Regions from separate parts of the Homo sapiens genome. Here region 2 is linked to region 1. The links are chromatin loops, found by intact Hi-C in ENCODE. Cell type or tissue: sigmoid colon. All regions are shown on one strand. Links, peaks and the distances in the headings refer to the core of each region. The heading gives the core; the rest is flanking DNA.

Region 1 (15,402 bases), core at 4,183-12,182:
AGCCTCCTTCTACCTCTCACTGATGGTGCCTTCCACCCCAGGAAAACCAGTCGCTTGAGACACAGTTCATCCTGACGAGGCCGTGTGGGACTGGGCCTCTGTCGGATGGGGATGTGCTGGGGGAGCCTGCACCCAGGGGCGCATGCACTGCCACAGCCATGGCCTTTCTGCGTCCGGAAGCCTCTCGCCTGGACCGGCCACGGCTCCTGAGAACCATATGCTGGCTCCATGCCCTTGATCTTGGGGTGCTTGGGAGGGAGGAGAGGAAAGGGGCAGAGAGGAGAGAGTGTGCAGCCCAGGTCCAGAGAAGACTGTGGGAGCAGTGGGGAAAGACGGAGGGGCTTCAGCAGAAAGACGCAGGTGGAGAAACTGCCGGGGAGGGCAGCTTTGCTGGGCCAGCTCCACCACTGACGCTGCGGCCGACGCCCTGGCCAGGTGCCCTTGGCTACTCTGCAGGGGCAGTGCCAGCTATGGTTTCTCACTTCAACTGCTCAGTAGCAGGGAAACATGATTTATGGGGAGAATTCCCCAGAGGCTTAAAAAAAAAAAAACAGAAAAAGAGAACGGACAAGGTCTTTGACCAGCGAGCAAGGAGACTCATTTGGCACAGAAATCAGTAACTCAGAAACAGGCCTGCAACCCTGGATCAAGGGAATCCAATACAATCTCCTCTTTCTGGCTCAACAGAAAATAGAACAAACTCGGGGCCACTAAAACGGAGTGTGCCCCAGCATGCTCAGCCTTCTCCCGGCTGACTGCGCTGGTCCCAGGGTTACCTGTGTGAGCCACGCTCTCCAGCTCTCAGCCGCAGGTTCCTGAGTCCCTGGGGCCACCTCAGGCTCCTCCAGAGACTCCACTCTCCCTTTAGGACAGGGCCTGGCAGCCGTTGTTCCTAAAATCCCAGCTTTTCCTCGTCCAAACCATTAACCTTGCTGTCCTTTATTAGGGCTCTTGGTCTTGCTGGTCATGCAATAGAAGGGAGGGCTGGGCAAAGGTGGCACCCAGAGCCCAGAGCTGGAGCTGATGCCCAGAGCAGGTCTCATGGTAAGAGTCCAGGGACAGTGCCCACGGGGGACGGGGATCCACCAGGCACTCTGTCCTCATACGCTTACTTGAGATTAAAAGAACGGGGACAGCATCCTGCCACTGAACCTGGGCTGTGACCACCGAGACCGCACAGGTGGTGACAGAAAGAATCTGCAGAATGAGCTCCTGGTGCCCGTCTTCTGTTGGAGGAAGGCGGGCACCACAGCCACTGCCCTCCAAGCTACAGCAGGAGCAGGACATCACCATCCTGGACACACACTGCCATTTTAAGTTCCCCTTGATTAAAAAACCACCTAAATCTGCCCCAAAACATCAGCCTAACAGCTAATGTCAGCATAAACAGAAACACTGCAACACTAAGGTAAACTCCCCTCTGACTAGAGACATCCCAACCCTGCAATAAACTTTCCCTCACATAGAAACAATCCAAGCCTGTGATAAGCTCCTTAATATTCTAAACCCTAAATATTGTTAGTCTGTAAGAGAGAATGCTCCTGACTGAAATCAGCCAGAAGCCCCTCTCAGGTTTATTCTCCAAAATAAACCTGTCTTGGACTGTCGAACCACTTTTCATGATTCTTTCTTCTTTCTTTAACTCTTACACCAAGTTACAGCCAGGAGCAGGAGACCAGGTCCCTGGGAGGAAACTGACCAGACCCGGTTCAGAAAGAAGGATGGATGGCAGGTGGCAGGTGATTCATTTTACGATGATGATGATTTTTTACAGACACGATCTCACTCTGTGGCCCAGGCTGAAGTGCAGGGGCAGGATCATAGCTCACTGCAGCCTCGATCTCCTGGGCTCAAGCCATTCTCCCACCTCAGCCGGCCGAGTAGCTGGGACTACAGATGCATGCCACCACATGTGGTTAATTTTTTAATTTTTTGTAGAGATGGGGTCTTGCTATGTTGCCCAGGCTGGTCTTGAACCCCTGGCCTTAAGCAATCCTCCCACCTTGGCCTCTGAAAGTACTGGGATTGCAGATGTGAGTCACGTCACAGTGCCCAGAGATGAGTAAGTGAGAAATGACTGCTCACCTATCACCCAGATACTTCTGTCCTGCATATGAAACCCTCTTCTGCACATTTCACGACACATTTGCGAGGTCATCCCCCATCGCTGGGAGCTTTGTTAGCCGCAGGTGCGTATTCATCTTTGCACCATGACACTGACAACATAGTCACTCATCTTCTTTGAGAAAAAACCAATCTGTTTGTATCCAAAAAACCGCAAGAAGCCATCGGTACCTCTTTCAAGATTCATTTTTAGTATTTCTGTACCCAAACCCCCCGATGAAGAAACAGCACATGGCACACAGCAGCCTGGCCCAGGGTTAAGGTGAGGCATGAACCCGGCCCAGGGCTAAGGTGAGGCGTGAACCCGGCCCAGGGCTAAGGTGAGGCGTGAACCCGGCCCAGGGCTAAGGTGAGGCGTGAACCCGGCCCAGGGCTAAGGTGAGGCGTGAACCCGGCCCAGGGCTAAGGTGAGGCGTGAACCCGGCCCAGGGCTAAGGTGAGGCGTGAACCCGGCCCAGGGCTAAGGTGAGGCGTGAACCCGGCCCAGGGCTAAGGTGAGGCGTGAACCCGGCCCAGGGCTAAGGTGAGGCGTGAACCCGGCCCAGGGCTAAGGTGAGGCGTGAACCCGGCCCAGGGCTAAGGTGAGGCGTGAACCCGGCCCAGGGCTAAGGTGAGGCGTGAACCCGGCCCAGGGCTAAGGTGAGGCGTGAACCCGGCCCAGGGCTAAAGTGAGGCATGCTTTCATTAGTCCCGTCAGGAGCTCTTGGCTCCTCTGTGACTGCAAATCATTTGCACCCACCTGCGAGTCTCTCCTTCTCAGGATGCACCCTCATGATACATGGAGCAAACACAATAAGCCCTGATCTCATGGGGCTGCTTGGAAACGGGCTGAGGTATCGCACCCCGAGTCACAAGCTTGCGGGAAATGCAGGCACCCATGACCCAGTGCCAGCATGCTCTAGTGGTGTGGGGATTTTGCATAACATAAGGTGAAGCTGTGAGCAGAAGAGGGGCCTGTTGGGTTCTCTGCATCTTTAAGGACTGGGCCTGGCCCACTGACTGCTTCACAGGAGAAGGCAGCATTTCCTGGGGACACAGAGAATCTCATAAAGACACTTCTCTCCCAGGGTTAAAGCAGCTGTGCGGTGCTTTGTACCATGGTCAAGCTCATGCTCCATGGAGGGAACAGGACACGCGGTGGGAATCACGTGGTCCCCTCCTGTGAGTCGATGTTTACTGTGAAGCCTCAGGGGTGAGAGGAGCAGCCAGCTGTGAGTCTTCTCTGGGTGGAGAGCACATGCCGACAGACCAAAACCCAGCACTGGCCCATGGGGAGCTTCCTGTCACAGGGGAGCTGAGGTTTCATTCCAGCGCAAAGAGAACATCTACCAAGGAAAGAGGCTCATGATCCCACTCACACAGAAAAACGTGCCCCTCGGGTGCACACGGGCAGTGGGTTGTGGGGCAGGGGAGCAGGAACACGATCCCATCCACACGGAGGAACGAGCCCCTTGGGAGCACATGGGCAGCAGGTCGCAGGGGAGGGGAACAGGAAGCAGGGGCTCCCTTTGGAGGCTCCTGGAGTCATCCAGGGCTGATGTGAGGAAGCGTCCGCAGAGCTCAGAGAAAGGTGGAGGCTGCAGAGCCAGGAGTAGAAGCTTCCAGGCATTTTTTGGAAATGGGATTAACAGGACTTGGTGAGGCCTGAAATATGTGAGTGGTGGGGCCAACAGAAAGACCGAGGGGAAAAGACGGGCCTCCCAGGACTCTCAGGTTGCTGCTTGAAAATCGGGGTGCAAGGCACTGCCCCTGCTGAGACGAGAACTCCATGCAGGAGTCATCACGTGCCACTGCCACAGAGCACCACGTTCACACCCAGCTCAGTGGAGAGACTTACAGAGCATGAGGGACTTGCCCAAACATCACACGGCTCACCCACCGTGAAGCCAGGACCCTGTCTTCGATCTGCTGACTTCCTGTCCGCCAGCACTATGCGCTCCAGAGGCACTCTGCAGGGTCAGGGCTAGGAAAGGCCACTGTCCGTGATGTCGGCCATTCCTCACCAGGCCCAGCCAGAGCAATGGCCGGGCTCGAAGAGGAGCGTTTCCACGGATGGAGGCTCGGCGGACAGTGCCCCTCTCCACTACGAACTGACAGGCAGGTGTAGAGCAGCGCTGGTTCTCTCTTGGGTCCTCGTCCATCTTCGTGAGTGGCTGTTGCCTGTGATGCCATTTCCATCCATGAACTCCCTGGCCTGTTTTCCTGTGCTTTTCATTCCTCTTCTCCCTGCTGATGGTGGGAGTGTTAAAGGTCATGCCCTACACCTCAAAAAGGGCAAAACTTTCTACTCCCCAGAGTGACTGTACATTTTAACCTTTGCACTCAAGCCAATTCTCAACAACACTGTCTACACGCCCTGCAGCCAATGCGGCCATCCAAACACAGATGGAAGATCTTCAAACTCCTGCCAGGTATAATGCATGCCAGCTTCTCCATCACCTGACAAATACCGCCCATGCTCAGCATCTGCACGCCTGGGCTCACCTCCCCTGAACACCATGTCTTCCCACTGCCTGTTTAATCTGAGCTTTTTCTTCTCCACGAATAATGCCACCTCCTCAGTTTTTACAGTCTCATTAGTGTATAATTAAAGTGTGATAAACAGCGTGCAATTGAAGTATTATCAGCCTAACATATGTATACAGCCAAGAAACCAGTACCACAACCTAAATAGCAAATCTTTTCCTCTCCCCCAAATCTCTTCCTGCCCCTGCAGGCTCCTGTGGGGTGTCTGAGCCCCTCACCAGGCTGCCCACAGGCCCTGGTCCTCCCCATGTGACCCCTTCCCAGGGCTGCCAAGTGTCCTTATGACGGGCAGAGGGCACGGAACAGCATGAGCCGGGAGTGTCCCCAAAGCAAAAGCCACAGTCTTTTTAATCTAATCTCAGACTGGATGCCCCACACCCTGTGCCCTGCTGTTGGTGAGAAGTGCACCATCAGCACAGACCATGCTCAAGCAAGGGGTGGGTCACACCCCTTACTCCTTGGCTCAAGCTCTTATCTCTGCTACCCTCACCCCTGCTCACCCTCAGCCCTGCAGATGCAAGCTCAGATCATCGACTCTTCCAAGTCCTCAGGTGGACAACTTGGAAGCTCTGGCCAGCTTAGAGTTTTTCCTTTCCTTATTAGGGCCATTTCTTATCTCCCTTCCATCAAACACGTCCTTCCATGGGCCACCCACGATGCTATCTCAGCACCAAAATGCTGCAGGCACTGGCCGGACATGCAGAGCTGGCTTGGATTCTGGAGATGCCCTGATCCCTGGGGTCTCTTCCAAATGCTGGTAGGAGGTTTGGAAACCACCACCCAATTCATCTTACCGAGCCTCCTAATTTCCAGGCTTCTAAGCTGCCCTATTCAATCATACGTTGCATTAGAGCTTCATTGTTATGAATTCTTATTCATTCATTACTTGTCTGTATTAATGCCATCTGCCTTATATTTTTAAAGTTCTTAGAAACCAAAATACCCTCCTGGTGTTGATTTAACCATGTGCAGTGTCCACAGGGCACAGTTACAATTATATGCATAATAAATTATTCTGATGATAATTATTCTTCGAACCCAGTAATGATTTAAGGACCACCTGGTTTGGGATTACCTTTCAAGCTTCTTTACTACTTTAAAATGACCCCAAAGGCCTAAGCTGTGGTAAACCGGAGCTGAGGACAAAAATTACAGAGCCATCGCACTCCTTCACAGGAACCGTGGAGGCACTTGGTGCACGGCCCTGCACCTGTGCCCAGAGGAACCTGGAGGCGCTCCGAGCACAGCCCCGCACCTGTGCTCGGAGGAACCGTGGAGGCGCACGCACGCGCACGGCCCCACACCTGTGCCCGGAGGAACCATGGAGGCGCAAGCACGCGCACGGCCCCGCACCTGTGCCCGGAGGACCCGTGGAGGCGCACGCACGCGCACGGCCCCGCACCCGTGCCCGGAGGAACCCTGGAGGAGCACGCACGCGCGCAGCTCCCGCACCTGTGCCCGGAGGAACCGTGGAGGCGCACGCGCGCGCACGGCCCCGCACCTGTGCCCAGAGACCGGGAAGGGAGGGCCTCCAGCCATGCAGGCTGCACGGGTCGTCGTGCTAGACTTCACCTTTTGTCCTGGCTGAGGTCAGGGAAGTCGCTGTGATGTTCCTTTTAGAAAACTTAGCCGAGGGCTGCGCATGCTCACAGATGGCGAAGCAGTGAGAATAACAGGACTCACAGTTCTCTCTGATAACAAAGGAATGACAGAGCTAATCGCTGCGATTCCTAAGAAGTGAGGAATTAATTATGACATACGAATCTTCACCTGCCATTACTTCAAGAACAGAATTAAAGTAGGCTTCCTCTCCTGCACAGTGGTGGGATTCTTCGGTCTGTCTCCCTGGCACCGGGGCGTGATGCTGGACAAGGTCGAGGGGTTGCGGCTGCTGAGGCTGCTCCGGGAGCTCCTGAGGTCCTATGCTGGGCCCTCCCAAGTGCCCCTGCTCACGGCAGACAGAGGGAACTTCCTGCCCCAAGAGAGGGGCGTCAGGCTGGACCGTGGCCCCTGCTCCTGCAGCTCCTAGGCCCAAGCCAGTGGGCCGCCCCACCTGTGTTCGCCTGTGGTCTGGCGGAAGCTGGCCACGTTTCCTTCCCTCCCTGTCACCGGTCACCAAGGGCCACGGGACAGAATTGGTGGTTTGGCTGCGGTTGGTGAGCTGGGTCCGTGTGCCCGGGCTCCCTCGCTGCGTCTCTCTCTTCCGCGAGAACACAACGCACCTCCCTGGCCTCACACACCCAAACTTGGCCCCTACCACAGCTGAGTCGCAGCAGAAAAGGCCATGTTGAAATAAAACCCTGGAGAGGAAGACTGCGAAGGCCAGGTGGGCTGCGGAAGCTGAGGTTTCCTGCGCCCCAGTGGATTCTGCCCACAGCGTGGAGCTTGGTGGCTGAGCCCAGAGCAGCGGAGAGGAGAAGGGGCCGAAATGTGGAGCCCGAGGTGGCTGCAGCAGGCTGGGGGCGCCCGGGGACTCGCTCGGGGCAGCGCAGCCCCTTTCCCGGGCCCTGGGCGCGGACCCTCTGCACACGCAGTCACAGGCCCCAGCCCCACTGTGGCCGAGGACCAGGCAGGCCCCAAGCTCTTCCTCCATGGATTTAGTAATTCGTTTTCAGGGCAAGCTGGAAACAGGACATGAGCCAGGCAAGGCCGCGCTCCTCTCCACTGGCCTCCCCGCGCTGTGGAACTCGCTTGCTCTTACATAGAAAAGTGAGTTTCCTGGTGAAAAGCTGAAAGCACAACGGATCTGGGCGTGGGTTTTGCCGCTTTCTCCTGAAGGAAGCCACGGACGTCTTGGCCTCTTTGAAACCTGTACATGAAATTTGTTTTCTGGGGCAGGCGCCCTCTGCAAGAATCTTACTTCCCTTCAGCCCACCGAGATGGCTGCGGCGTCCCGGGCGCTGAGATGGGGGAGCCCTGAGGGCGTCTCACCGGGAGGAGGCCGTGGGCCCAGCGCGAAGCCGACCCGACATTCCCCCATGAGCCCGGGAGGCATCGCCACATCACTGGGTGGAAGGCGCCCCGCCGCCGGCGCAGGCCCAGACCCCGGGGAACGCGAGAGCCACGAACCTGGGCCAGGAGCCGCCGAGACCAGCCCCGGCCGCCCCAGCGCTCCTCCCGCCCGGGCGCGATGCGGTGAGAATGGCCCCGGGCGGGAACGTCCCCTGTCGGGGCGGCCATGGGAGGCACTGGGGTCCCTGCTCTGCGGCCGCCCCGGTGAGGAGGCGCCCCGGCCACCCCGAAACCCGGGAGAGGCGATGCTGGCGGTGACACCGTCACCCACCGCGAGGACCCGTCCCTCCTCCTGGGGCTGCGCCGGCGCCGGGAAGCTCCCGCGACCCCCGCTCTGTCCGGCTCAGGCTCAGGAGGGCGCCCTCGGGTGTCCGGGAGCCGCATCCTCACCTCCAGAGCGATGGTGGCAGGACAGGCCCACGGTCCTCGTTCGCCCCGGGGGTGCCTGGCGGGGAAGGCGCCCGAGATGCTGAGACCCCCGAGAGCACAGGCAGAACTCAGAGGAGGCTTCTGAGGGAAAATCTCAAATTCACCTCCTTGAAGAACCGACTGTCCAGTATGGGCCCTTAGCCACATGTGGCTACTTAAATTAATTTAAAGTGAACAGAATTAAAACTCCGCTCCTCAGTTGCAGTGGTTGTGTCCCAGCACTCACGTGGCTGTGGCGACCCTCAGTGCTAAGAATCGTCTCCACACCCCGGAAAGTTCCATGGGACAGGGCAGGTCTAGGAGTTGCTGGGTGGTAATCACAGACACATGTGAGAGGCACATGCACACACACACACACACACATACAAACACACACGTAAACACACACATGCACAGACACTTCCCCCTGGCAGTCATCCTGAAGAAGGGGCTGGCTCGCTATGGCGCTAAGCCTAGAACTCAGTGTCTCCTGGAGGTACAGCTTCAGCTCCAGAGAGGAGCCCTGTGTGTCTGCAGTGGAGGCCAGAGGAGTTGGCAGCCGCAGTACAGCGTTCCAAGGATGGAGGGTTTGGGAGGGGCTGCTTCACTTGCATGGGGCTCACCAGGGTCCACGGCTGGGGGTATTGGGAGCACTGAGGCAGAGAGAGTCACGGCCCAGCACCATGGAGCCCACATCCTCCAGGGGAACCCAGGATGGGGACTGAAATGACCAATCCCCATGAGGGCGCTCAGGGACTCATCTGCACCTCCCTTAGCCCCTGGACAGAGCTGCCGAGAAAGGCATCAGTCAGAGCCACGCAGGCCTCCTGAGCCGAGTGCTGGTAGAGAGGGGTGGCCTTCAGGAGGAAGACTGGAGGAGAGGGAGTTTTCTAAAAGGAATGCAGTGTCATTGCCACAGAGAGCCCTGATGGATGTCACACTGCCTCCCCACAGTGTCTGCTGCCTGGCTGGACAAGCCCAGCGCTCCAGCTTGGAGGCTCCTCCCAGCTTAGCAGTGGGGATTCCAGCCGGGAGAAGGCGCCTATATTTAAAACTAAAGTGAATAATGGAGACATTTTCTATTCAGGCTTAAAAAAATAAATTTACAAAAGACATGGAGTTAGGCCCTGGTCCTTCTCTGAAGGGAGGTCATCCGGCCAAGGCCCCACCCAGTCGCCCTAGTGACTCAGGGATCCAGCTTGGCTTCCCTGAAGGAAGGGCCCAGCGGCCAGCATGGCACCCAGGGTGGGGAACAGCGCAGGGCTCCTCACGGGCTCAGGCAGGCGCCACTCTCACCAGCACTGGGATTGCTAAGCCTCACAGAGAAAAGTACCATGGTTCTTTTTTAACTTCGCAGGAGTTAAATGTAACCGCATTTCTTGCCATGGTTAATTATTTCTCCATGTTTCCTAATTACCAACGGACTCTGCTTGCCATCAACTCCTAAATTAATTCTGATTATTTGGATGAGTGATAACAGGATTTCTGTTGCTCCTAATACTAAAACCAATCATTTGAAATTCAAAAGCACAGACATTTTTTCAAGAGCCTTTTCAGAACCTTATTGGGAGTGGGCACTCAATAAATGTTTGCCAAATTGATTTAAACCCTAGACTGAACTCCGTTAATAGCATTTTAGGACATTCATCTCGCCACTGAGCAGGTGCTCCTGCCAGCCCCTGGGAGGCCCTGAGGGCTCTGACTGGCCTGGGGCCTCCTGCTGCTTGGGCTCCCATGTGGCCTCAGGCCCTTGCGTCTGACCTTACCCCTGGCCCACGGAAGCAGAGCTTCTTCCCTGGAGTAATGAGTCCAGGCTCTGCTGATGAGCTGAGAGCTGAGAATGTCTCAAGGTTGGTGTCCAGAGGCTGCATCTTGGCTTTTTCCCTCAAGGTCAGAGGAGGGGAAATGATTGGGCACCAAGATTGGTGTCTGAGCACCCGCTCTCCTCCATGGGGCAGCAGATGGACCTCCGCAGTGCCCTCCAGCCGTGAAATGCCCAGGACCTCTGAGGCAGGCCTGGCCCCTGGGACTTGACCAATCCAGATGCAGGGCCTGTGGGTCCTAAGAGAGCCACCCGAGGCCCTGTCGCCGGCATCCACTGCAGGAGGCAAGACCCCAACATCGCCACCTTCCACAGCACACACAGCCCACTTGCTTAGCTCCCTGTTGCATTAAAAGATTTTCACAGAAATGACTTCCTCCAAGCTCAGATGCCGCTCTTTCCCCCTTTCCTGGAGGCTTTCTTGTTCTGTGCTCTTGAAACAGCTGCAGATCCTAGTGGCTTTGAGACACAGAGGCGGCCCGGCAGATTTATCATTCACTGCTAGCTCGTTAGACATTGTCAAAAAGCATGATCTGGCCCAGCATGAATGTTTTAACGGTGCCAGGGGGAGAGGAGGGAGGAGGGGAAGCCGAGGGCAGGGCTGGAAAATCGGGGAGGGGAGGAAGGAGGGGAAGCTGAGGGCAGGGCTCGAAAACCCGGAAGAACCGGGGTGGCGGGAGGGGGACCACCCCGCAGGCAGGAGGTGTGCGTCACAGACATGCTGGGGCTGCACGGCACTGTCCCAACCACAGGTGGTGTTCTGGAGGAAAACGCTACTTCTGCGTCTGACGGCCAAAGTGCCCTTGTTGCTACTGATCCGCTTACTGAGTGGAGTTCGTAAACACCAAGTACCAGGTGCTTCTTTCAGCAGGAAACAGGCCATCTGCTAGTGACTCAGAGGACGGAAGAGAATGTTCTTGAACGTCTTTCATGCTCAGGTACCATGCAGGTATAGGGCAGGTGCTCTGCTGGTGTGTTCACGCTTTGACTTACTTGTCTGAACCATCCTCCGGGAAGAGTTTTTCTTCCAACTTGCAGAGGAGGGGACTCAGCACAGCCAAGTCTCAGTGGCTCCCAAAGCCACGGATTAATGATCAGCAAATCTGAGGTTTGGCCCAAGTATTTAAAATAACCCTAATTTATTGCAGTGAAATTCACAACTGTAACGTGGAGCATGTGGAAGTGAACGGTTCGGTGTGTCCCACCTCCATCTAGTCCAGAACGCTTCCCCGACTCCAGAGGAGGCTCTGAACTCCCTGCACAGTTTCTCCTCACCCCCTGATCCTCCAGGCTGGCAAGTAGCAACCTACTTTGCCTCCATAGATTTGCCTGTCCTGGGCATTTTGTATGAATGGAACCACACAACACGTGGTCCTGTGTATCTGGCTTCTTCCACAAGCTTAACGTCTTCAAGGTTCATGCATGTTGTCAAGGTCTTACAAGTACTTCTTCACTGTTGTTTAGGGCCGAGTAATATTCCATCTCATGGATGGACCGCATTTTGCTCGTCCATCTGTTGATGGACATTTGGGCTGTTCCCACCTTCTGGCCACTGTAACGAATGATATTATGAACATGTATGAACAAGTATTTGCTGGAGTCTGTGTCTTCAGTTGTAGGAGTGGAGCTGCTGGATCGCATGCTAAGTCCATTTGCTGTAATGAACTCTTGGGGAGCCCCTCTATCGTTTCCACAATGGTTCTCACGAGCAATGCTCAAGGGTCCCAAATTTCTCTGGATCCTTTTGCCATAACGTCTTATTTTTTTTTTCATTCTCTTTCTTCCTGTCTTTCTGCCATCCTAGTGGTTGTGAGTGACCCAGGTTTTTTTTTTTCTTTATGTCAGTTGGCCTGATTCTATGACTCAGAATTTCTGTTGACTTTGGTTCCTGCTTAAAATTGAAAGGGGCTATCATCGACTTCAATTTCTCTAGCAAAAGTTAGAATAAAGATTACTGCGTTTATATTACAAGTGCAAAGAACCAATTATCTGTGACATTTTTTTCTTTCTGGAAAACTATCTCAACGAATAATCTCAAGCCTCTCACTGCCCCCAAGTTCCACCAAAAACAAAACCACTTTCAACCACTGAGGAGCCAACCTGAGCCGGCCATTGCATCTGTGGCGGCCTCCCTGGGGAGGGGCAGTGGCAGCCGGGAGGGTGCAGGATCGGGCTGGCGAAATAATCTCAGGGGAGGGCCGTAGGGTGCAGGGAGGACCGGAGGGTGCAGTGAGGACCGTGCTGGCAGAATGATCTTGGGGGAGGTGCAGAGGCGCCACGGGGATGTGCCGGCTCAGCCAGCCAAGGGCAAGGAGGCTCAGGGGGGTGAAAAGGAAGGAAGGAGGCCTCAGGCAGGGAGGCCCGTGTCCAGGTGCTGCGCCAGGACCCACCGCAGGCTCAGGCCGCAGAGGCACGGGACCCCGAGGGCCATGGTGAGAGAAGTAGGCACTCAGACCCCACCACAAGGGACACGGGGCCCAGGAGGGCCGTGTCTCATTCCCCAGCCACTGACCACAGTGCCTGGGTGCAGCCTCCAGCCCAGGCTGCCCTTCGCTTTCTCCCAAAGGTGCCACCTGCCCAGGCCTGCTTCTCCCGTGAGACATCAGGACCCGCGATGGCTCAGCGACTACTGTGAGAAGCAGCAGAGCCCAGAGGCGAACCAGCAGCCACAAACCCAGGTCCCATGGCCCTCAGATGCAGACCCCAGCCCCCAACCATAACCCTCTCAGATGCAGGGTCTAGCCCCCCACCACAACCCTCTCAGATACAGGGCCCAGCCCCCCACCACACCCCCTCAGATGCAGGGCTGCAGCCCCCCACCACACCCCCTCAAATGCAGGGCCCAGCCACCCACCACACCCCCTCAGATGCAGGGCCCAGTCCCCCACCAGAACCCTCTCAGATGCAGGCCCCAGCCCCCCACCACACCCCCTCAGATGCAGGGCCCAGCCCCCCACCACACCCCCTCAGATGCAGGGCCCAGCCCCCCACCACACCCCCTCAGATGCAGGCCCCAGCCCCCCACCAGAACCCCCTCAGATGCAGGCCCCAGCCCCCCACCACACGCCCTCAGATGCAGGCCCCAGCCCCCCACCACACCCCCTCAGATGCAAGGTCCCATAACTCCCTAGACACGGGCCCCAGCCCCCTATTCCCCCCCAGACATGGGGACCCCAGCCCCAGAAGGTGCCTGTTCAAAGGGAGCTCCGGGGTCCCGCTGGGCACCTGGGTGTGCTCCTGGACGCTGCCTCTGGGCACCACAGGGAAGGTGTTGAGGATGGACAATGCATGGGGCCAGTGGTCCAAGAGGAAGGACCCGTCCACTGGGGCCCAGGGCAGGTGCCAGGCTCAAGCGCAGAAGGCCTCTGATCCCAAGGAGGCAGCGCCGGCACTTTTGGAAATGGAGCAACATTTGGAATGCTTTAGGACTTTCTGTCCAGTAGGATTTGAGAGCAACTTTTAGTAGAATGAAAAAGAAGAGAGTGTTGTGAGGCGCTGCCTTGTAGCTTCCCGGCCGTCTGCCTGTTGAGTCTGTGTTCTCGAGTTCAGGATGAGATTTTCTCAAAGGCGGCACATGCAGCTGTAGCTACTTAGCGTCCTGATTTCAGACGAAGAAAATGCAGGGACGACTGAAAACACAAAACGGATACCACATTTGAATTCGGTGGCATGACCTGCAAAAGCGGACCCCAGCGTCCCCTCCTGCCGGAAGCAACTGAACACAGGTGAAGTGGGCGTGGCTCAGCAAGGCCTGGCTGGTAGGGTCGGCTGAGGCCGGAGGTCAGCAGCCCTGTTGGTTGCTGGCTGGGTATGGGTGCCTTGAGGAGGTTGCCATTAGCTCTGGGTGATGCTGGTGGGGCTTCAGAGACCCTGGTCCGCTGCTGAGTGAGGTCCGGACCCTCAGGACAGCCAAATTTGTTTCCATCCTGCATCAACACTTGCCACCCAAAACTCTGCTCTTGTGTCCTCAGCCCCAGCCCACCCAATCCTGAGGGCTGAGGTGGCCCTCCCCTCCACGCCCCCTCACCTGAAAGCCTCCTTGGGGCCTTGGCAGCAGCAGCCAGCTCTGTGGGAGGGAAAAGGAGGCTTGTCCAAGTGAAAGCCAAACACACAGCCACCCCCCCTTCACCCAAGTTCCCTGTGAATTTGCGTCTTTCTGCAAAACTCTACCCAAATCGTGTATGTGGAGCAAGACTACTGCCGGCCCCTCCCTCCCTCACCCTGGAGGCTGCAGTTCACGTTAGCACAGTGAACACTCTTCCGTGATTGCACTAAAGAAACTTGCTTGTCGTTTTTAACCCAGCACTTCCCAAACTTACTCGCATGGAGCTCTTTTCTTGCAAAACGCGTATTAACATTTGGTGGAACACTTGTACTCCTGAAAGCACAGCAGCGGCAATTCTCGTCTATAAATGGTTTTGAATTTAACAAATGCCATTCAACGAGGTTTTTCTTAACAGATTTATTGAGATATACTTTAAATGCATACAATTCTGTGTTTTTAACATACGAAAAGAAATCAAGCTGTTATTAGCAGTTACTTCCTGCTTCCTCTTCTCTCCTCCCCTGGCAACCCTAATCCACTTTTATTTCTACAGGTTTTCACTTTCTGTACATTTCACATAAACAGAACAATGCAACATTGGTCTTTTGTGGCTCTTTCACTTAATTTTTTCAGGTTCATGCATGTAGCATGTGTTTGTAATTCATTCTTTCTTTTCCTTTTTTAAATAATTCATAGATTCACACATCATTTCTTTGTAATGGCTGAATAATATTCCATTGCGTGTGTTTGTGTGTGCATTTGTGTTTTTGTATTTTTGTGTGTTTTATGTGTTTGTGTCTTTGTATTTTTATGTGTTTTTTTTGTTTTTTGTTTGTGTGTGTGTATGTATGTTTGTATGTTTGTGTTTGTATGTTTGTGTGTATGTGTTTGTGTGTGTGTGTTTGTGTTTTTGTATTTTTGTGTATGTTGGGTGTGTTTGTGTTTGTGTGTGTGTGTGTCCCACCTTATGTCCTTTCATCAGTTGATGGGCATTTGGGTAGTTTCCATTTTGGGCTATTTTGAATAGTTCCCTATGACATTCTTTGTTTTAGTATGTGCTCTTCTTAGACACAGAGCCAATAGGATGCATGTACAGAGAGAAAGATAAGAAGGGGATTTTTTAGCGGAATTAGCTCATGCAATTTTGGAGGCTGAGAAGTCCCATGACAGGTCATCTGCAAGCTGGAGAACCAGGGAAGCTGGTAGAGTGGTTCAGTCCAAGTCTGAAGTCTTCAGAATCAAGAAAGCTGATGGTGTAACTCTCAATCTGACACCAAAGGCTCAAGAGCCCAGGGGGTCACTGTGTTAAGTCCCAGAGTCCAAAGGTCAGAGAACCAGGGGTTCTGACATCCAGGGCAAGAGAAGAAGGGGTCCCAGCTCCCCAAGAGAAAACAAGAATTCAGTCTTCCTCTACCTTTGTTCCATCCAGGCCTTTAGCCCAGATCATTGAGGGCAGATCAATGCA
Region 2 (15,402 bases), core at 2,984-10,983, 63 kb before region 1:
TATGACTGGCAGTGATGATGTCATTTGTTAATAAGAATAACAATAAAAATGCCTGGAAATGGAGAAAAATGAACCACATAAGAAACCTGTTTCTGATTTCCAGAGCACCAGAGCCCAGCTGGGAGGTGACTGTCCAGATCTGGAGCATTCTGAGGACTTCAGAGGGCTGCCTGTGCATTGATGAAGAGCATAAGAAAGAAGACAATCCTTGCTGTTCTGGGGAGACCTCAGGGATGTTCCCAGGCCACATTTCCAGACACAAGACCACAGAACCCCAGCCAGGAGCGGCCACCAGCTTTTGCCGGGGGCTTCAAAAGCCCACGTCTGCATCCCGGCTGCGTCCCCGCAAGAACTGCGTGCTGCAGGCACCATCTGCGCCGAGCTGGGACTGAGCCGGCCTGGCTCCCCTCCCTTTCAGCAGGGCAGCCCCACAAAGGAGAGGGCCTGCCAGCCCCAGGTTTGTGTAAATATTTACTGGGCTGTTCAGGCTGCTGTGATTCGAGGCTGTTGCCACACCACAAAACAGACCAGAAAATGAGCTGGCACGTCCCCGAAAATGAGGCTGCTGAGGCACTGGGGCTGTAGGAGAAGGGCTTGCCATGGTCCCTGCCCTCAGGCTGCAGGGGGAGGGAGGGCTGGGCTCTGGGTTTGCTCAGGCAGCACAGCCTGGGGCTGCCCTGGGGAGGATGGCTCAGGCCTCCAGGAGAGGCCCAGGAGTGATGCAGTGGGGAGAAGGAGCAGCTCCAGGACAACAGGGCTGCCGCCCCCACATCCCTCCACCCCAGTCACCCCAGGCATCAGCACAGCAGCTCATTTTATCAGCACCTCTCACCTCTTTAGGGGACTAGGCACCAGGAAGCCGGTGGGGCACTGGACGCCTGATGTTCCTTGTCCAAGAAGCTCACTTCCTGTGGCTGCTGCGTCTTCTCTCAGGGAGGAGGCGTGAGGGCATTTTGCTTTAGGATATCGTATGTGGGATCCAGAAATTCTTACCCTTACCCTCTCACTACCACCAGAGACACAGTGGTGACAGTGGTGGTGCGGGGGTGTGCACAGGTGTCCACACATGTGAATACACATGCAAACACGTCTTCACATGTGAACATGTGCAGACACATGGATGTGTGCATTGCACTTGTGTGCACGTGTATGACTGTACCGTGTGTGTGGGCATATGTACTGTGTGGACATGTGTAGACACTTGTGTGTGCACATGAGTCCTTGTGTGTATTGGACAGTCAAGCGTGTTGCATTTTGAGAGTGGGGTCCTCGCTCACACCTTGCTGCATGATGGCCTGTGCCCACGTGGAAGCAGAGACCAGAGCAGCTTCCACAGTGAGGAGCTCAGAATGCTGTTCCTGAGAGGACAGGCATGGCACTCGCACCTTGACACGTACGTCTCCCTGTGATTTCAGGCAGTGCAGAGCTGGGAGCTGCAGACTCACTGGAGGCTCTGGGAAGCTCCAGGAAGGGATGTGGAAGCCAGGTGTTGAAGCGTTTTTCAAGCAAGTGACAGGGGCATGGGCCAGCTTGGTGGCCACAGGACCACAGGACTGCAGGACCTCGGGTGCAGGTCTTAAAGTGCCTTTCAAGCAGGTTACAGGGCATGGACAAGCTTGGCAGCCACAGGACTGCAGGACCTCGGGTGCAGGCGTGGACCAGCTTGGTGGCCACAGGGCTGCAGGACCTCAGGTGCAGGCGTGGACCAGCTTGGTGGCTGCATGACCTCGGGTGCAGGTGTGGACCAGCTTGGTGGCTGCAGGACTGCAGGACCTCAGGTGCAGGTGTGGACCAGCTTGGTGGCTGCAGGACCTTGGGTGCAGGCGTGGATCAGCTTGGCGGCTGCAGGACCTCGGGTGCAGGCGTGGACCAGCTTGGCGGCTGCAGGACCTCGGGTGCAGGCGTGGACTAGCTTGGTGGCTGCAGGGCTGCAGGACTGCAGGACCTCGGGTGCAAGTGTGGACCAGCTTGGCGGCTGCAGGACCTCAGGTGCAGGTGTGGACCAGCTTGGTGGCTGCAGGACCTCGGTTGCAGGTGTGGACCAGCTTGGCGGCTGCAGGACTGCAGGACCTCAGGTGCAGGTGGGCATTTCATTATCATCGCTGCTGTTTGCGAGATGATGCTTGGGGTGGTTCAAGCAGCTGCCGGGACATCATGAAGGAGGGATTCCACCTGTGCCAACCCCACCCGGCTGTGTCAGGATCACCTGGGGCTTTTAACAGTGCCCGGACTCCAGCCCAGACCAATGAGGCCTAAATTTCTGGTGATGCCCAGGTGTGAGCATTTAAAAATATATATATCTACAAGAGATTCCATTGTACGACTAAGATTGAAGGTCATTGTGGAATTTCCGTCAGGAAAATGGCCCTGAGTTTTACAGAGGTCACTTTGGGGTTGGTGCAGGGCATGGACCAGGCGGGAAGGGCTGTGGCAGAGGTGGGGCCGTCTGTCGGGCGGCACTGAACGCCCAGGCGGCTGCCTTCTCTTCTACATCCAGCCTCCTGCTGCAAGGACACAGAGGCCCAGGACCTCCTCCCAGCACCTGAGCACCACCCTGCTTTTGCCCATGGACACGGAAGTCTCCAGCTCCCAGGCCCCCTTTGACATCGTCAGGTGTGCCAGGCCTTGATTCATCTAGCCTAAAACACAGCGTTTAGCAACAGTTCACTTGAAATATAAACAAATTCCCAGTTAAAGGAGCTTCTGCCGATCAGAGGGTCTGAGGGATCCTGGGTTTCAGGTTGAAAGTTCTGGCTGGGCCTCTGCTCTGCCCTTCTCTGGCGGACAAACCCCACCCATTGCCTGGCTCCGCTGCTGGGCTTGCTCCAAAGTCCCCTTGGAGTCAAGGCCACTTCGAGGCTCCACACCTGTGCTCGGCTCTGCTGGCTGGGAGCAGCCTCTCTGGTGTCCTCTCTGTCTTGAAGTCACCTCCCACCTTCTCCGAGGTGGCCTGAGAGCAACCAGGCGGCTTCTTCCTGGTCCTGTCCCCACAGACAGCCACGCGCTCTGGGAAAGCAATGCACGGCCCAGGATGCCGTGCCCATGTGTACGCAGAACCCGGCCCTGGAGTGGCACAAGCTGGCTCGCTCTGTCCCCACCTCTCTCTGTCTCCATTTCTCCCTGTATCTCTCCATTCCTGTCTCTCTGTTTCATCTCTCCCTGTCTATCTCTCTCCATCTCCACCTCTCTGTATCTCTCCATCTCTGTCTGTCTTCATCTCTGTTTCTCTCCATCTCTGTTTCTGTCCGTCTCTGTATCTCTTCATCTATCTCTCTCTCTCCATCTCTGTCTCACTCTGTCTCTCTTCATCTCTGTCTCTGTATCTCTTCATCTCTGTCTATCCCCATCTCTATCTCTCTCCATCCCTGTCTTTGTCTCTCTCTGTCTCTCTCCATCTCTGTCTCTCTCCATCTCTCTCTGTATCTCTTCATCTCTGTCTCTCTCCATCTCTGTCTCTCTCCATCTCTATCTCTCTTCATGTCTCTCTGTCCGCCTCATCTCTGTCTCTCTCCATCTCTCTCTGTCTCACTCCATCTGTCTCTCTTCATCTCTGTCTCTGTCTGTCTCTGCCTCTCTCCATCTTTGTCTCTCTTCATCTCTGTCTCTCTCCGTCTCTCTCTGTCTGTCTCCATGTCTGTCTCTCTCTCCATCTCTCTCTGTCTCTGTCTCTCTCCATCTCTGTCTCTGTCCATCTCTGTATCTCTTCATCTCTGTCTCTCTCCATCTCTGTCTCTCCATCTCTGTGTCTCTGTCCCCATCTGTGTCTCTGTCCATCTCTGTCTCTCTGTCTCTGTCTGTATCTCTCTGTCTCCATCTCCATCTCCGTCTCCCCACCTCCCGCTCGCCAAGGCTGCTCCCCTCACCAACTCCCCTACACCATGGCTTCTCCCTGTCTCTGACTCAACAGGGACTGAGTGCAGCAAGGGCCCTGGGGGAGGTCTGGGCTTTCTACTGCCTTCTGGTTACAGCTTCTCCTCCCCCGTATCTGTCCTTCCTCCTGGCCTAATAAGTCCACATTTTATTTATGTGTGAGTACATGTGACAACCAATAACTAATGTCCCAATTGAAAAGGAAATATAACACAAACTTACCTTAGTTTGTATAATATCAACTTTCTGTCTCAATCCAGGTCTTGTCCAAAAAGTATTGATTGAGGCAAACCCCTGGTACAAAATAGAAATTTAGTGAAATTCAGCCCATTTCACTTATGTAACTCCATCAAGGGCCTATAATAATGGCACTTATGGCTGAATAATGAACAGTAATGTGCTTGGAATGTAAGCAGAATGTAAGCTACCCACTTGTACAATCTTTCCTAGGAAAGGCAACATCGAATCTTAAATTAAGTTCAAGTGCTAACAGACATGAGAGTTCTTGGTTAAACTGTGAAATGTACTTTGATGTAAGCCATCCTTCCTGCACATGGCCGAGAAGTTCACCTCTACTTTATAGCAAGGCTTCTTCAAAGAAAAGCCTTTCTTCAATGGAAAGACGTCCTTCAATTTACATGCTAGGACAGGCATGGATATTCATGGACGGGCTTCCTAAAGCAGATATATCCACCCATTTCTTAAAATATTTGCCTAGACAGTTAAGACCTTTGTATAGAGGCCTGGCTGGGATTAAGGAGCTCGCCTGAAGTGCCCAGAGTGGTGGAGGGTGTGGCTGGTCCCAGGGTCAGAACACTCATGCCTGTGTGACACACCCCAGCTGTGTGGCCTGGGTGTGTAGCTCACACTCTCTGAGCCTCCGTTCCTCCAAGGACAAAATACAATAGTCTGTCTTGTCTAGCACTGAGTTTGCAGAGGGGCCACCACCAATGCAGGCGAAGAGCCCGGCCTGGAGCCTGGCTGAGAGGGCAGGGATGGAAGACGTGATCGTGGGACAGTCACATGAGAGTGCTTTGGAAAGTTAAGGCACCACAGAATCTCCAGGTGTGCTCTTGCTACCAGGCCATGACCCGCCTGTCCACGCGCCTGCAGGGTGTGGGTACATGTATATTAAGTGTGCTGATGAGATCGCATGCACGCCCAGCAGGCCTCCCGCCCTCCAGGCACGTAGAAACCTGGGCACAGCGCCTGAACAGGCAGGTCCAGGAGCCAGGTGTTTGGCGCCAGGTGCGCGTCTGTGGAATTTGGCTCTACAGAGGTGACTCAGCAGCCAGGCACTCAGGGCCCCCCGGGTGCTGAAGCGGGGGCAGAGCCCGGGCCGCCCAGGCAGGTACTGTTGTCCAGACTTTCACCCAGGAATGCTTCTTCCAGCTTTTCTAAAAGGGACACTGGCATCGGTCCTATCCTAGAAATAAACAGCCAGGAAACCCTACCCCTGAGGCATCTCTGCCACAGGCCTCCTGGTCAAAGGCGGAGCCTCCCCAGCCCCGGGCCTGCCCTACCCACCTGAGGCTTCCCAGTCTGAGCTGGTCAGCTGGGTTAGCTCCCTGCACTCCCTCCCCAACCCCCTGGCCACGCCAGCAGGGTCAGGGGCCTCCAGCCTGAAAGGATGGGAAGTCAGAGAAGCAAAAACAAAACCCCAGATGTCATCTTATCACCACCACACAGCAGAACTGAGCCGGGTGGTGCACCTCGCAGCCTTGCAGCGATGGTCTCAGTGGCCCCTAGGACAGCAGGCCTGTGAGGTGCTATGAAGATCCCCATTCCCATGAGAAACCTGTGGCCCAGGCAAGCCTGGGGGCCAGGGACTCGCAGCTCCTTAGGGGCAGAGGTGTCGTGGTGCTGGGGCCAGGGGCGGCTTGTAGATGCCCTGAAGCAGGTGCCGCTGCATATGCAGGTTCAAAAGGGAAGACCCACAGCCCACGGTGGCATCATCGTCATTTGCTGGCATGTGGGTTAGAGGCCCATCAACATCAACATGCTCCCTCCCCACACCCATGCCCAGTGAGAAGGGGAGACCCACAGCCCACGCCTCCCGTTTGGTGGCACCGTCGGCTGGCGCACAGGTTAGAGGCCGTCCACATGCTCCCTCCCCATGCCCGTGCTCAGTGGACTCTTGAATGCGAGGTTAGGAGGTCGTAGGCAGATGCTGCTTACCAGCAAAGGGGACATGAAGGCTCAGGGCGCCCGCCTGCTTCCAGGCCTCTCCTCCGCTTGGGCTGTCTCCTCCCGGGCGTCTACTGGGACCTCGTCCTGGTTCCTTCCTCACTGGCTGCCCCTGCCTGTCTCCCGCCTTCTGACCCCTGTCCCAGGAAGTCTGGCTGTTCCCTGTGACCAGAGGGGATCCAGCTCCACAGACACAGTTGTTTGCCTTTCGTGGGTGGTGCCAGCATCTGCAGAGAACAAACATGCCCTGCAGTCTCTTCTTCGCTCTGCTGCCAGGCTAAGTATTTGTACAGAGGACAAGTGGTCTCGAATCGGTGGAGGCTGGAGTTCTTGACACTTCACTGTACACACAGATACGTCGAAAACTGGAGAACAAACCAACTTTGAACACTTATTAATGGACGACCTTGAAGATCAGGAACAGTTACCCTCTGAATGTGTTGTGCTTCTCCAAATTCAACCCACGAGCAAATGCCTGTCTTCAGGATCCGCTATGTGTCCTGGGCTAATGTTCCATCTGTTGTTCAGTGCTGACGCTACACCAGAGTTGGGTTTCTGCCATGAAGGAGGCTAGCGGTGCTATGCTGACCAGATGTTGGGTTTCTGCCATGAGGGAGGCTGGTGGTGCTGTGCTGACCAGATGAGCTGCTGTTGTTTTTTAACTATACAGTGACATTTATTCACAATTTGCAGTTACCAAAGCAAACATTTGTTATTTGCCCCCACATCACAGAGGACTATGTTATTTTTAATCTCCCTTATACAGTTGAAAAAATGAGGCTCAGACATTTACCCCAAATCATAGTTTATTAATGGCCACATCTTTTGGCCAACGCTCTGAGGTTCCTTTATGCCTCACTAACACAAAACGCACATCCTCAGGACCAGCTAGTGTGTTTGAAAGGTCAGTGTTTACTTTTTCTCCCAATTTTTTATTGTGGTAAATACAGGTAACAAAAAGTGTGCCGTCTTAACCATTTTTAAGTGTTCAGTTCAGTGGCATTAAATACATTCCTACATGCAGACACCACCATCATCTGTCTCCAGAACTCTTTTTGAGTAGGCGGTCTTATTGCAATTAAAAAATAATTTATAGATGAGAGAGCAAATAAACTGATTTTAAAACATGGCCCCCGGGGATCCCATCCAGTGCCTGGGATCAGGGGCACCCGGGCTCAGGGGCGGTCTCCTCCACCATGATGTCACCAGGCTCGGGGTGGACTCCTCCACCGTGAAGTCACAGGGCTCGGGGCGGTCTCCTCCACCCGTGACGTCACCGGGCTCAGGGTGGTCTCCTCCACCGTGAAGTCACAGGGCTCGGGGCGGTCTCCTCCACCCGTGACGTCACCAGGCTCAGGGTGGTCTCCTCCACCGTGACGTCACAGGGCTCGGGGTGGTCTCCCCCACCGTGACGTCACCAGGTTCGCGGTGGTCTCCTGCACTGTGACGTCACCAGCCTCGCGGGTGGTCTCCACCGTGACGTCACCGGGCTCACGGGTAGTCTCCTCCACCATGACGTCCCCGGCGTCTGATGCCTGCGCCTCCTACAGAGTGGGGTTCAGCCGGGCTGGGCAGGGTCCAACCTCAACACGTTTAAAGCTCCCTGTTCATGGCCGCAGGGAAGGGTCACTCATCCAGCCCAAGCAGGAGACGTGGGCTCCGTCTTGAGACCAGGGTGGCCGGTGGGCAGAGGCCCCGTCAGCGCTGCGTGAAGGGCTGGGAGGCCCCGCCAGGTCTGGGGAGGGGGCTGTGACCCTTATTGATGGGGCGTGGGGAGGCGCTTGCACGTCTGGGGCGCACACCCGGGGGACCCCACCTCCAGGGCCATCTGATCCCATCTGCAAGATGGAACCACACAGCCCAGGCGGCTGCGGCGCCCGGAAGGCGGCCCCACAGGCCTGTAGCTGAGGCGGGAAGGACGCGCCCGCCTGTTTCCTGCGGCCTGGGGCGGCCTCGGGCGGCCTCCATAGCACCCTCCCCGAGCGCCTCCCAGGATGCGCCTCCGCCCCACCCGGGGTCCCCTCGGCCACCGCCTGGGAGCCTGAGCTTGACCCTTTCCTCAGCTGTGGCCTCAGGACTCCGCTCCGTCGTCGTGCCCGCTGCGCTCCTCAGAAGCCCGTGGGTTCCCAGCGCCTCTGCGCCATCTCTCCTCAGCCCGCGCGGGAAGCGGCGCCGAGCATTGCCCGGCTGGCGAGACCTCCCGTGAGGCGCGAACGCGGCCTGAGGAGAGCCGGAGAAGGGCGCCACCTCCCACGGCAGAGCTGGGAGGGGGTGGAAGACAAAGGCGGGAAACGCCGCTCACCACCGAGCTGGGACGCACGGGAGGGCGGGCGCTGGAGACGGCCCGGCCAAGAGGCCCCACCTAGGGCGGCCGCCGGGATCCACGTGCGGGGCGGAGCGGCCCGGCAGCTCCAGACAGAGGGCGGCGGGAGCGAGGGGCTGAGGCCGGGGTTCCCGGCGCGCTAGCCTCGGGCGGTTCTGAGGGGTCAGGCCGGAGCAGCAGACCCGGGCCCAGGGCCTTTTGCGAGGCCTGGCTGCCCGGATCCCGATGCGGGTCCCGACCCACTTCAGGGAGGGGCATCCCGGGAGCCTCACGCCCGCAGGAGCAGCGGGAGACGCTCTGCGCTGGGATCGGAAACCCCAGCCCCGCAGCTGTGTCAGCCCCGGCTCCGCGCGGCCCAGAGAACCTGGCGCAGGCAGTTTCCTCACCTGAGGCCGGGAGAAGGATACCGGCCCTAACTTAGTCACGTGGCGGGTTTGAGGATTGAAATGTTTGAAGCAAAGTGACTGTTTTAGAAGGCGCTTTATAAATTTTTAAGTTTTTATGCTTAGCTGGAACAATATAAACTTTATTAAATTGTCAATCTCCAAATGCTTTCAATCTACAAAACAACAATTAACTGTGATCAACCTACTATTAATGTTATTTTGTAAAATGGGACGCAGAAGGAGGAGCAGCATTAAAGCCCCGTGGCCTGCACTGTTCTGGGAGCTCCTTCTGCAGGTCCGCGGCCAGGAAGTCCTGGCGACATTAGCACTTCGGCTGAAATCCGCCTTCCAGGAAGCGGCTCTGACCACCCCGCCAGAGGGACGGCCAGCCTTGCTGGGTCCCAGTGCACCGTCTACCACGGAGCTGCGGTCGCCGCACTGTGTGCTGACCGACCAACCAGAGTGGGTCACCGTGGCCCACCACACTAGCAAGGTGGAGACAGCAAAAGTGTGCGTCTAGTGTGGAGGGCTACAAACTACACTTTTCTGGCCCCCAGGGCAACAGTTTCCTGGACATGTGGAAAGATGGATGTGTGGATGGAGAGGTGACACACGCGCGGACGGAGAGGTGGACGTGTAGATGGAGAGGTGGACATGCCGGTGGAGAGGTGGAGGTAAGGATGATGCCCATATAGATAGTTGAAAGAACAAGCTCTGGTCAACGTTGCTGGTGCAGTCTTAGAGCTTGTGTGGTTGAGGGCCCGTGCTGGAAACCATGGCAGGCATCACCAGGGCATGATCTAGGGCCTTTCATGCATGTCTGAAGTGAGGGATCACAATTTCCACGCAAAGTGTGTTGATCTCACCAATACTATGGTATGCAGATGCTGCATTATAGGATACGCAGAACTAGTCTCAGGTTCCTAACCCACATATATCCTTTGCGAATTCTAGTTCAGATTCACTAGAGACATGTAATTATTTCCACAAATCTTCCCACAAACCTGTGCAATGTTACTGTTCTGTTATTTGGCAGATGAGGTCCAGAGAGCCTGGGACAGCTTCCTGTTCCTGAGTAGCCCCCGCAGATGTGAGGGAAGCACACACTGAACGGTGCTGTCCAGAGAGTCGATGGCCCTGGACACCCAGACCTTGCAGCACACTCCCAGTCCAGGCCAGAGGCAGCAGGGCTTGGACAGAGCCCACGGTCCTCTCCACACCCACGAGTGCTTTCAGTCCATCTCCCCAAACACACGACCCCTTTAGCAGCACTTTTTCCCTCTGTGGGCAGCCGGGATGGAGCCAATGGCTCCGAACTTCCACTTGACACTCAACTGGGTGGCAACAGGCAAGAGGCTGTGTGCTTTGGGAGGAAGAGTTTAAACCCAGCAGACGCCAATCTGTGAGGTGGAGACTGTCTCGCCCAAGCTGACCCAGGGCCTAATACTAATGAAGGGCCTTAATTTTTTATTTTCAGTACTTCATTCTCCACATGCAGTTTTACCTACTGTCACATAATGACACGAGTGAGAGACAGCATTTTTCTTTTCCGCATTTCTATAAAGGCACATGCTCTTATAAATGTTAGTCCCATTTCCAGACACACTGCCAATAAAATGGTGTGAATTACATATAAAAACATTAATATGCTGAGTGCAAATGTTTGAAATATATAACAATTTTAAGAAATTCTGATTCAGTGCTTTATTTTTTACTGTATTGTTAATAGTACTATCAACAGAAACACACATGCGCGTGTGCACACACAACCCTGGAAATTCCCAGACCACTCCTGATTTCCAGGAGACTTTCATAGTATCCTCACAGAGCAATGTTTTCCATAGGGGAGGCTTCTAATGGATGCTTCGTTGATGAGGAAAGGTAGGAAGAAAGGACGGGGGAGGCAGGGAGGAAGGGAGTGACTTAGCTGTCTTCATTGTGAAACTTCAGACTGGGCTCTGAGGGGCTCCTTGTCTCAGCTCCCATATCGGTAAGAGGGGGACCTGCCCTGCCTGATAGTGCCATCACTATGGTTGCTGGGACCATTGGCTCAATTGGGAGAAGGCGAGTTTTTATTTAATCTTCCTACAGGGCACTTTGGGGAGAAGGCAGTGGCCTGCAGTGATTTAGGGTGTGGGTTCTGGGTCGGACAGACCTGAATTAACTGACCTCCATCAGTGTAGGTGACATCTTCAGGCCTCAGCTTTCTCGCCTGTGAGTGAAGAATAAATGCGTAGGATATGATGAGTTAATAAATGTCAGTGGGCAGCACAGGAGTGTACTTCAGGTCAAAAAAAAGTTGTAGCTATTATTAAAGAGTAATGAACATGAAAATACTTGGAAAATGTACAAATGCTATGAAAATGTAATGTGTTATTATAGAATTACTAACTGTGACAGACTAGGCCTTCATCAGCACAGAGCATTGTCATTAACGGCAGAAATCCACCTGTGATTTGCAGGTGGCAAACCTCCTGCCCCTCAGCCTCCTACTCCGTCTCACTATCTGCACTCAACAAGCTGCCCCAACCCTGGGAGGGCAACTGAGCACCCCTCAGTGAACTATGCAGGTTGCCGTCCTCAGCACGTGGAAGCTGCTTTGGCGGGAGCTCCATAAGTGGTGAGGGGCAGTTGGGAGTGAACTGCAGGTGATGTGCTTTGGCCAGAGGCAGTGGGGGCCTCAGACACTTTAGGGTCAGGAAACTGTGGGATGGCGGTGCTGCTGGAGACCGCGTGAGTGAGAACAACACAGCTATAAGAAGGCGGCTGCCTGGTCTCCCAACAGCAGCAAACCAAACGGATCCAGGAAACTTCCTGTTAGGACCAAGTGCGTCATCCGCCTCCTGTGGACCAAAAGTCTCTGCTGACTAATGATAGCTGTTTGGGTGACCGCTGGCCCAGGAGAAAGAATTCGAAGCTCTTGCACCATATTCCTGGTCTGAGGGGCTTCTCCACAGGAGAACCCAGTGGGAAACAGCGCTGAGTGGGTTTGCCTTACAGAAGGCTCAGGGTTCTCTTGCTCCCTTGGCCATTGGTCCTTCATCTGCACAGGGGGGCCACACACTTCGTGAGCCCAAGGCTCCTGTGATCCCTGTACGCTTGGCGACTCACAGGAGACATTGAATCTGGACGGGCGAGTCCCTATCAGTTGGAATGAGGGGCCTGGCCCAGACAGCTCTGAAGCAGATCCACAGCTCCTCTCTCCTTCTCACAGTGTGTTTTCCCGCGGCCTATCCCACATTTGGTGAATGACACTGGGCACTGTCAACCACCGGAAACCTGGAGCCAGTCCAGCCTTCTCTTGTTCGCTGACTTCATGCCTTTGCCTTTGCACGTGTGTTTTCTAGGCGTCGGTGTAGAGCCCGCCCTGGGCGTGGGGGCACAGGGGCCCTGTCCCCACGGAGATCATGGTCTATGAAGGAAGCTAAATATAAAACAAACAGCCACACACAGAAATATATAATTGCACGTTGCCATAAATGTTGTGAGGCGAAGTATAGGGTATTGTAACAGGAGGACTTAATTTAGTTTTGGAGATTGGGCAAGGCCTTTCACAGAGGAGATGTTTACAGAGGAGCGAATCACTCACTGTTAAGAGTCTGGTGAAGAATTCAGGGCTGAGCATCGCAGGCAGGGGAGGACCATGAGGAAATGGCCTTAAAACAAGAAACAGCTTTGAGAATGAAGGCTCAGGCCGGGAAACTCAGGCGTGGGCCATGGTAGGCGGGTGCTGCTTTACTTCTTGGATGGTCCAGCTTAGCAGCTGCGATGAGGGAGGGGCCCTGGCTCCCAGGACCAAGCCAGCACAGGCAGGGGAGGGGCTTCACCTGGGGTGGGCTTGGGAGAAGTCTTTGAATGGCACTCCAGTGGCCACAGCCCCTGGACCCCTAGATTGTGGGCCTGGATGTTTCCACATCTCCTTTCAGTTTTATGTGTTCCCAAGACCTGCCCCTGTCCACATGGTGCCACTCCAATGTCTCCTCCCCTCGGCCCCACTGTCCATCCCTGGTCTGAACCACCCACACCCTCCTGCCTCCTCTCCCGGCTCCCAGTCTTGTCACCTGCATGGTATTTTACTGCTGCTATAGAGAGATATTCCAAACCCAATTGTATCTCTGCTCAACCTAAATTTCCCTTGACGGCTCCGCCTGGTGCTCAGGTCTTGCGTAAGTTACACAGAGCCCTCTGTGATCTGCCTCCACACTGTTCCGCTCGCCCTCACGTCTTCCCCACGAAGCCACCTCTCAGCCACATGGAATCTCTCACAGTTCCCAAATGTGAGAGGCCTCTCACCATTTGCCTGGCCTGGGCTGTTCCCTCCTGGAAGCCCTGCCCTCCATTCTCTCACCCTCCGGATTCGCCTCCCCCCTGTTCCGGGTTCTGAGTCCCTGGGCTCCCACCCTTCGTTTCTATTGGGCCCAAAGCCTGTGAATATACCAGGGATCAATTGCTACAGGCAGGTTCCCTGGCCTGCCTTCCCACCAGCCTATGAGACCCTGGAGGTAATGACCTACACCTTTGTTTCCATAACCTGCACCCAACACCACATGGGGGATCTCAAATGAAAAAAAAAAAAAAAAAAACATTGTGGATGAAAAAATGCTTTTCTATTCCTCTTGGACTCTTCATTCTTTAGGAAAACAAAGACGCAGTCTATGAGTCACGATATCTTGGACTTAGCGATGACAATTTATATGGTGTACAGCACAAATAGCTAAATGGGGGTAATCTGAGGAAAATAGAGCACTGGGTCTCTGAGGGAATTTCCTAAAAACCCCGAATTAGGGTTGCCATTTCAAGGAGTGATGAAATTTCTTTTTGGCAAAGTTGTTCTCTTAAACTTCCATTCTCAGCAATAAGCTTTGTTACAGAACAATGGCAGAACAAACCTTCAGTTCTGCTTTTTCAGCTGCTCAGTTTGCAGAAACCAAGGTCAGGCCTCCAATGGGACTTTTTAAGGAAAATGGCCTTCACCTCTTGGCTCACCATGGTCTAATCAACATTTTTTTCAGGACAAGAAATTGTTTGCAGCGAATGCCGACTGCACGTTTGCTTTGTGCCATGCATTGTTCTGAGTGCGTCGCAGGTATTATCTTATTTATTTCTCACAGGAGGCTAACCACACAAGTCATTTTGTCATCCCAATTTTACAAATGAGAAAACTGAAACCGCAGAGAAGTTGACTAACTTGCTCAAGGCCACACAGTTGGTAAGTGCTAGAGCCATAATTCAAACGCAGACTATCTTATCCACAATTAGCTACAATTCTGCCTTGTCATATTTTCTGTCAGGGTTTGATTTTCGATTTTGGTCCTGTGATTTTTAAAGTATTATTGTGATTCTTCTCCAGATGTCCAGAAGGTGCACTCCCTTGGTAGGGAAGAGAGGGCATTGGTATCCCCCAACTTCCCTCAGGGGCCTCTCACCAACAGCTTTTACAGGGGATGTGAAGAGTTTCTCTTTTCACTGGGGCTCTCAGTTCTAATAATCTTCCACACCATTTTGTGAACAAGGAGATGCCAAGCTGTGCCTTTCACTGGTGGAGAAGCTTCACAAGAGCCAAAGCCCCCCTGGCCCATCTTTCTCAATCCAGCCCACCATGTCTCATTTCAGCACATTCCCAAGTTCACAGGCACACAAACAAGAAGCCTTGGCAATGACTACACTGATACTACTCTGACCAGGAGCCCAGATTTATTCTCACCAGAGAGGAAGGGGAATGTCTCCTTCTCTAAGCTTAATGAGGTAGAATACATTCTTCTCCACTGTTACTGAGAGAAGAAGAGCTCTATTTCTCCAGTTACTAAAGAAGGAGAATTTCTCCTTCTCCAAAGTTACTGTGGTAGGAAAATCTCTCCTCCACAGTTACTGAGGTAGGAGAATCTCTCTTCCACAGTTACTCAGGTAGCAGCACTGTCCTCCACAGTTAACAAAGTAGAATCTATTCTCCACAGATACTGAGGCGGGAGACTCTCTCCTTTTCCACAGTTACTAAGGAAGAAAAGCTTTTCTTCCCCAGTTACTGAGGAAGGAGAATCGCTTTTCTCTACAATTACTGAGGTAGGAGAATCTCTTTTTATCCACAGTTACTGAGGTAGAAGAATCCATTCCTCCTTACATTTACTGAGACAAAAGAACCTTTCTTTCTCCAGTTGCCGTGGTAGGAGAATCTCCCCTTCTCCACAGTTACTAGGTTAGAGAATAGATCTTTCTCCAAAGTTACTGAGGAAGAAGAATCCATTATTTTTGACAATTACTTGGGTAGAAGAATCTTTTCTTCATAGTTGCTGAGATAGGAGAACCCATTCCTCTCCACATGTACTAAAGAAGAATGTATTTTTTTTCCACAGTAGCTGAAATAGAAGAATCTGTCCATTTGCACAGTTATGAGTTGGTAAAATCCATTATTGTCTATGGGTACCAATGTAGAGGAATGTCTCTTCCTCCTCAGTCTCCACAGTTACTCAGCTAGGAGAATTTATGCTTCTCTACATCTACCAAGAAGGTAAAAGAAGCCATTCTTCTCCATAGTTACTGACATAGGAAAATAAATTCTCTACCACAGTTATTGAGGTAGGAGAATCTCCTCTTTCATGCATTTACTGATTAGGGGAATTCATTCTTCAGTTTCTGAAG

What was found. Hi-C counts contacts between places; a loop is a spot of excess contacts. Peaks named below come from ENCODE experiments on the same cell type or tissue, not always from the same donor. Only the 100,000 strongest peaks of a DNase experiment are listed, where the experiment ranks them.
Region 2: a loop joins it to region 1, with 3 times the contacts of the local background. A loop is called at or near these places in 2 of 110 quality-filtered maps.

What each region holds. Positions count from the first base shown.
Region 1 is chr6:169,954,578-169,969,979 of GRCh38, reverse strand. It overlaps LOC100131532 (a long non-coding RNA gene), which reads right to left and starts at 7,357. Exons shown (of 3, transcript NR_027434.2): 1 at 6,223-7,357; 2 at 2,719-4,353; 3 at 2,302-2,370. It overlaps LOC107986674 (a long non-coding RNA gene), which reads right to left. Exons shown (of 5, transcript XR_001744483.2): 5 at 14,708-15,402. It also overlaps LOC107986675. In sigmoid colon, for the core only: a CTCF peak has its summit at 8,049 (motif pointing left); DNase peaks (open chromatin) are centred at 7,629, 8,019 and 10,539; H3K4me3 peaks cover 933 bases; H3K27ac peaks cover 1,458 bases; H3K27me3 peaks cover 531 bases.
Region 2 is chr6:170,016,339-170,031,740 of GRCh38, reverse strand. It overlaps LOC105378150 (a long non-coding RNA gene), which reads right to left and starts at 7,974. Exons shown (of 3, transcript XR_943318.4): 1 at 6,049-7,974; 2 at 4,093-4,164; 3 at 1-3,006. RefSeq lists an enhancer at 1,924-2,429. In sigmoid colon, for the core only: no CTCF peak of the experiment used is centred there; DNase peaks (open chromatin) are centred at 5,050, 6,000, 6,630, 7,960 and 3 weaker places; H3K27ac peaks cover 723 bases; H3K27me3 peaks cover 1,078 bases.